Regions from separate parts of the Homo sapiens genome. Here region 1 is linked to region 2. Evidence: chromatin loops called from intact Hi-C (ENCODE). Cell type or tissue: heart left ventricle. All regions are shown on one strand. Each heading gives the region's core, and the rest is flanking DNA. Links, peaks and the distances in the headings are about the cores only.

The links. A loop is a pair of places that touch in the nucleus more often than their neighbours do. Peaks named below come from ENCODE experiments on the same cell type or tissue, not always from the same donor. Only the 100,000 strongest peaks of a DNase experiment are listed, where the experiment ranks them.
Region 1: a loop joins it to region 2, with 4 times the contacts of the local background. A loop is called at or near these places in 8 of 110 quality-filtered maps.

The regions. Positions count from the first base shown.
Region 1 is chr6:169,166,873-169,169,780 of GRCh38, forward strand. No RefSeq gene overlaps it. Among named protein-coding and RNA genes, the nearest start is that of LINC01615, 5.3 kb to the left of the region's middle. In heart left ventricle, for the core only: no CTCF peak of the experiment used is centred there; DNase peaks (open chromatin) are centred at 954, 1,269 and 1,572; H3K4me3 peaks cover 936 bases; H3K27ac peaks cover 2,396 bases.
Region 2 is chr6:169,085,953-169,088,860 of GRCh38, forward strand. The region is part of intron 1 of LOC124901469 (a long non-coding RNA gene); the gene reads left to right. Among named protein-coding and RNA genes, the nearest start is that of LINC01615, 76 kb to the right of the region's middle. In heart left ventricle, for the core only: no CTCF peak of the experiment used is centred there; no DNase peak of the experiment used is centred there.

The sequences.
Region 1 (2,908 bases), core at 234-2,733, 81 kb after region 2:
CAGGGGCCTGAACATGAGGGCTGGGTCCAGGAAGGACAGGGCAAATGACGGCAGGACAGCAGCCCAGCCCAGCCAGGGCTCACAGAAGCGCTCCCAGGCAGGGCAGCAGAGGGCCCAGCAATGCTTCTTGAGAGCACGCCGCGGACATGACTTCATGTGGATGTGCTTTCCCTTCTAGAAAGACACACGCCTGGGGCACCATCATCACTCGGCATCCCTTGATGATGGAACTGCCCTGAGACAGTTCCAAGGAGTGGCGGCCCAAGGCCTCACACTGGACGGAGGCTGAGCTCCACTGCGGCCCCGGCAGGCGGGCTTCCTAAGAGCAGCGTGGAATCCCGGGGCTCTGCGCACCGTGCCCGGCCCCGGGCTCCCTGACGCGAGGCAATGCCTGGGCACAGCGTACGGCCACCGGCACCTTCACTCCTCACCTGTGCACGCGAGTGTGGGGGATGAAGCGACATCGGTGTGTGGCGTCTCAGTGCAGCGCCGGCACACACAGCCCTAAGCAGATGCGGAGCAGAGATGACGGTGGAGTCACCCCGCGGGTGCAACCCCATCTTAGCAGGAGGGCCGGGTTTTGGGCAGCTCGGGCCTTCAGAAAAAGGATCATGTCAGCGTGCATGCCACGCTGCACGTCCCGGGAGTTAAATCTAGGAATAGTTCTGACACCTGACTTAGGAGTGTGTTTCACTGCAAGTATTAAGGCAGATCCGCAGACCCATGTAGATGAATCACCTTCACTTTCAGCTACTAGGAGGGGCCCCATGAGGTAGCTGATGAGGAAGAGCCCCCTAGACGAGGCGCAGCGTGGGGCCACGGCCTTGGGATCCGGGCGCCACCCCAGCGGTTCTGTGCCGCCAGCAGGCCCTGCCGCATCTCCGGGCTGGAGGCTTGACTGTCAGCAGATGAGGCCACGGGGTCGGGGTGTCTCTCCCACCAGAACGGCTTCGTGGGGTGCTCACTATCCCCTGGTCACGCTTCGGCACGGCTGGCACGGGCTCCCTGAGGGGCTGTTGGAGAACCCCCAGGCCCCCTGGGTCTTGCCACGGAGACCACCCAGCCTCAGGCTGGTTCTCAGGTGGCCCCTTCTCTACGCTTAGGACGTGGCTTTTCCCAAGCTCTTTCCCAGCTGCCTGTCACTTTTCTTCCCAGCTTTCCCTTCCGAAGGGAGCTCGGCTTCATTCCATGGCTTTCCAGTCACGTCATAAGCATTTCCTCGTCTGACCCACGAACTGATAAAACGCTCTGGACGGGGCGGCCTGCATGCTCCAGGGACTGCATCATCTCCGTGGGCGGCAGGGCGCCTGCAGGCACCCAGCCTTGCGCGGGGCAGGCGGTCTTCTGAGGGTGCAACCCTGTCCCCCCAGGGCCCTAAACACAGCGTCAAAACTGAGCTACCTCCACAAAAATTTTGAACAAACTAGAAATCATAAGGTGGTGAATAATGATATGTTACCATACGCAAGTAGAAAATTGAAAGTTTCAGCAAAAACTAAGTCCAAAGCAACAGCTGCGCCAGGACGGAGAGCCCACAGTGAAATTGCTGCGTGCGCCCAGGGCGGCGGCGGCGCCAGGCAGGCGCGGATCCCGCTGCGAGGGACTTGCCTGCTGACCTGGGGCCGCAGGGAGCTCTGCTTTATCAGGAGAATATTTGAAAAGCGATCTATTAAAAGGAATGCTTAAGTGAATTATAAAAGTCTGAGAAAGGAAATGGGAGAACCAAGTTATCTAAATTTTCTCAAAACTAATTATTAGCTGGGCGAAAATGTAGATATTCGGGGCACTGAGGGTGGTGAGTGCGATTTTGCTTGCACCATTGGCAAAGTATACCTTGAATTTATCAAAATTTTGTCATCATCTAGTCTTAAATAGTTAAACGGTAAGCAAACGACGCTAAACAAAATAAGGAGACAGAGAAAAGTGCGGACAGTTCTCACAGGAGTTTCCACTGGGGCTGCATTCCCAGGGCGCTGGCCGGGAAAGCTCAGTCCACTGAGCACAATATGCTTTCTCCATAGCGTGAGGGCTGCCACCATCTACCGAGTGGATCATTAGGCCTGTCTCCCAGAGACAGCAAAAAATGTGCAGAACTACGTACACATCCGTGGGCCGGAAAGCACTTTCCCTATAGATTCTGGTGCCCTGCGGCTCTCGGATGGGGAGATGCGCGCACTCCAGACCCCCACAGGCCCCCAGAGCACGGTGGAGGGTGGGGGCAGAGTCATAAGAGACGTTTTACCAAACATCACTGAATGCAGCTTTTTCTCTCCCTTGAGAAAAATGAAACACCCAGTAATTTAATTTTAAATTTAAAAGCTGCCTCTTTAAACTTTGTTGAAAAATACAGAATATGCCACCATTCTGCAGTTTCATGTCATGAATGGATAAAGTACGAGGAAAGGGAGGGGAGGAATTTGTAAAAGTTTAATGGAAAAGGCAAGAAGAAAGCTGGCCAAGAAAGAGAGAGGGAGAACCAAGAGAGACGGGATGTGGGGAGGAGAGAAAAGCGTGCAGATGAGGAGAGAGCGGGGGAGGAAGGGGACACAGACAGCCCGGAGCGTCCCTTTCCGAGGAGCGCTGTGGACAGGCCTGAGCAGCCTGGACGGGAGTGACTTGATGATGTGATGGGCGGATTTCCTGGCAAACTTTCCACCTCTTTCAGGTCACACCCATCTTCAGTCTCTGCTCACCATGACAGAGTCACAGCCACACCCGGGACAGAACCTGGGCTCCGGGCAGCAGGTAATAGGAGGATATTCTACCCAGGGCCGGAACAAGCCAGGTCCAGCCTCAACTGCTCTGTGGCTAGTAAGTGCGAGGATGCTGTGTCACAGGTGTCACACGTCACTAAGAGAACGTCGTGGGCGCACGGGGAATGTCTTTATGGCACTGTCTGGAAGCAGGC
Region 2 (2,908 bases), core at 206-2,705:
GGAATGACTATGTTCTAGTATTTGTCAGTTCTATAAGAAAGGCTGAAAATTATGAGCTCTATAACGATAACTACATCAGACAATTTACAAATGTGTTTAAATACACACTTCGTACTGAAATCATGGTGTGTATGAAAACGACTACTTTATTAGAAGGTACTATCAACATAATTTCGGAGTTTTCCAGATAGCTCAGGGTACACTAGTGTCAGAGCTGTTTGAACCAGAGCAACTCCATCTTGAATACGCCTGAGTGAAACAAGGCTGAGACCTGCTGGGCTGCATTCCCAGACGGTTAAGGCGTTCTGAGTCACAGGATAAGATACGAAGTTGGTACAAGACACAGGTCATAAAGACCTTGCTGGTAAAACAGGTTGCAGTAAAGAAGCTGGCTAAAACCCACCAAAACCAAGATGGTGACGTGAGTGACTCTGGTCGTCCTCACGGCTACACTCCCACCAGCACCATGACAGTTTACAAGTACCATGGCAACACCAGGAAGTTACCCTATATGTCTGAAAAGAGGAGGCATGAATAATTCACCCCTTGTTTAGCATATAATCAAGAAATAACCATAAAAATGGGTAACCAGCCGCCCTCAGGGCTGCTCTGTGTATGGAGTAGCTACTCTTTTATTCCTTTCCTTTCCTCATAAACTTGCTTTCACTTTGCTGTATGGACTCACCTCAAATTCTTTCTTGCACGAGATCCAAGAACCCTCTCTTGGAGTATGGATTGGGACCCCTTTCCAGTAACACTAGTACCTGCTTACCATAATGAAACACTACCAGTTGAGATGAGAAATGCATTTTTTTTTTTCGAGACAAAGTCTTACTCTGTCACCTGGGCCAGAGTGCAGTGGTGCCATCTCAGGTCACTGCAACGTCCGCCTCCTGGATTCAAGCAATTCTCCTGACTCAGCCTCCGAGTAGCTGGGACTATAGGTGCATGCTGCCATGCCTGGCTAATTTTTTTTTTTTTTTTTTTTTTGTATTTTAGTAGATACAGGGTTTCACTGTGTTGCCCAGGCTGGTCTCGAACTCCTGAACTCAGGCAATCCTCCTGCCTCGGCCTCCCAAAGTGCTAGGATTATAGGTGTGAGCCACCGTGCCCGGCCGCATATCTTAAAACCTAAAGAATTAGAAACAGAGAACCCATTTTAAAATGAGTCACTAAAGTCTGCTTATGTGTCAACAATATGTAAGTTACTTTTTTTTTTTTTTGAGACAGAGTCTTGCTCTGTCACTCAGGCTGGAGTGCAGTGGCGCGATCTCGGCTCACTGCAACCTCCGCCTCCCAGGTTCAAGCAATGCTCCTGCCCCAGCCTCCCAAGTAGCTGGAATTATAGGTGCCTGCCATCATGCCCGGCTAGCTTTTTGTATTTTTAGTAGAGGTGGGGTTTCACTGTGTCGGCCAGGCTGGTCTCGAACTCCTGACCTCAAGTGATCCATCTGCCTCGGCCTCCCAAAGTGCTGAGATTACAGGCGTGAGCCACCACACCTGGCCTGTAAGTTACTTTTAAACACACTGAAACAAAGTGTGTAGCTCCAAGAAACTACAAAGAGGGAAAACAGTTTCCATTCAGTGCCTTGCAGGATTTGTAAGAGGCTTTCCATGTTGGCTTGTGAGCAGCAGGAGTGAAAGAAGCTGGGATGGAGGAATGCACACTGGGCAGGGAGAGATGGAAAGGAAAAATACCAGCTGTCTCTGATTGCTGACAGCAAAGAAAAGACAGGGAACAACTGCAAAACCAATGCTTGTTGGTAGGTTTTCAAATCACTCCCAAACTCCCCTCTTTCACTCCTCTACCCGCTCCCACCCCCCGCAATACCTCAGAAAAAGTAACCTTTCCTTAAGTACAAAAACAAACAAAGGAAAGAAAGCTTATGGGAGTTGGGAAAACATAAAGAATGTAAATGAGCCTCCACATCTTTCCCAATGAATGTGGAGCAGGAATTCCCACTGGAATGTTGGCATTCCATATTTTTCCAACCCAGTATTTTTGGTGGAATTGCTGTTCAGACATAAACATTTACTCTCCTTCTCCGATTCCACAAGTCAGGGGCTCATTTCTATATAAAAGAGTGACAACAGAGAGGACATTCATTTAAATCTACTGTAAATTCCAGGCCCTCAAATAATTTGTTAAAAATCCGTTTAAAAAGATAAATAGTAATTTTGCTCCTGAAAGTGTTATGGGAAATTTTTATATTTTGTCTTTAATGAATCAACAGAAAGAAATGAGTTTTTTTTTTTTCAAGAATAGCTGTTCTTTGACATTTAATTTTCTCAGCATTGCAGCCTTCTGAAAATTGTGTATAGCAAATAAGATACGAAATGTGCATACCCTCAGCATTAAAATTATTTCCTAGAGTAATTTTAAGTCTTGCAACAAAAATAAATTCTTGACATTGCTCATTTAAGGAGTGGAACTGTTAGGAGTTATAACACTATACACAAATCTAATCTGCCTATCATAAAACTAATTATCATTTAAATAAAACAATAAATTTGAAGATGAGTCAATGGCAGGAGACCAGGCATGTCCTCAGACTTAGCCTTGACCAAGGTAAAACAAATCTCTTTTGCCCTGAATCCAAGTGATGAGATGTAGGCTGTGCAGTGTCAAGACACAAACATGCAAAACGGGTCTAGAATAGGATAACCCTTAGAATTAGGTTATGTCAGATAATGAGCAAATGATGATAATTTGGCAGAGTATCAGGCAAAGATACATACACAGGAATAATTTATAACAGTTTTAAGAATGTTTATACCACTACACTTTTTTCCAAATAATCCACTATCAATTGCAAAGATATTTAAGATAAGCAAGAATCAGGTCCCTGAATAATTCTTAAAAAATAATCTAGTCCAGTTGACCAAGCACACACTTCATCCTTTTGGT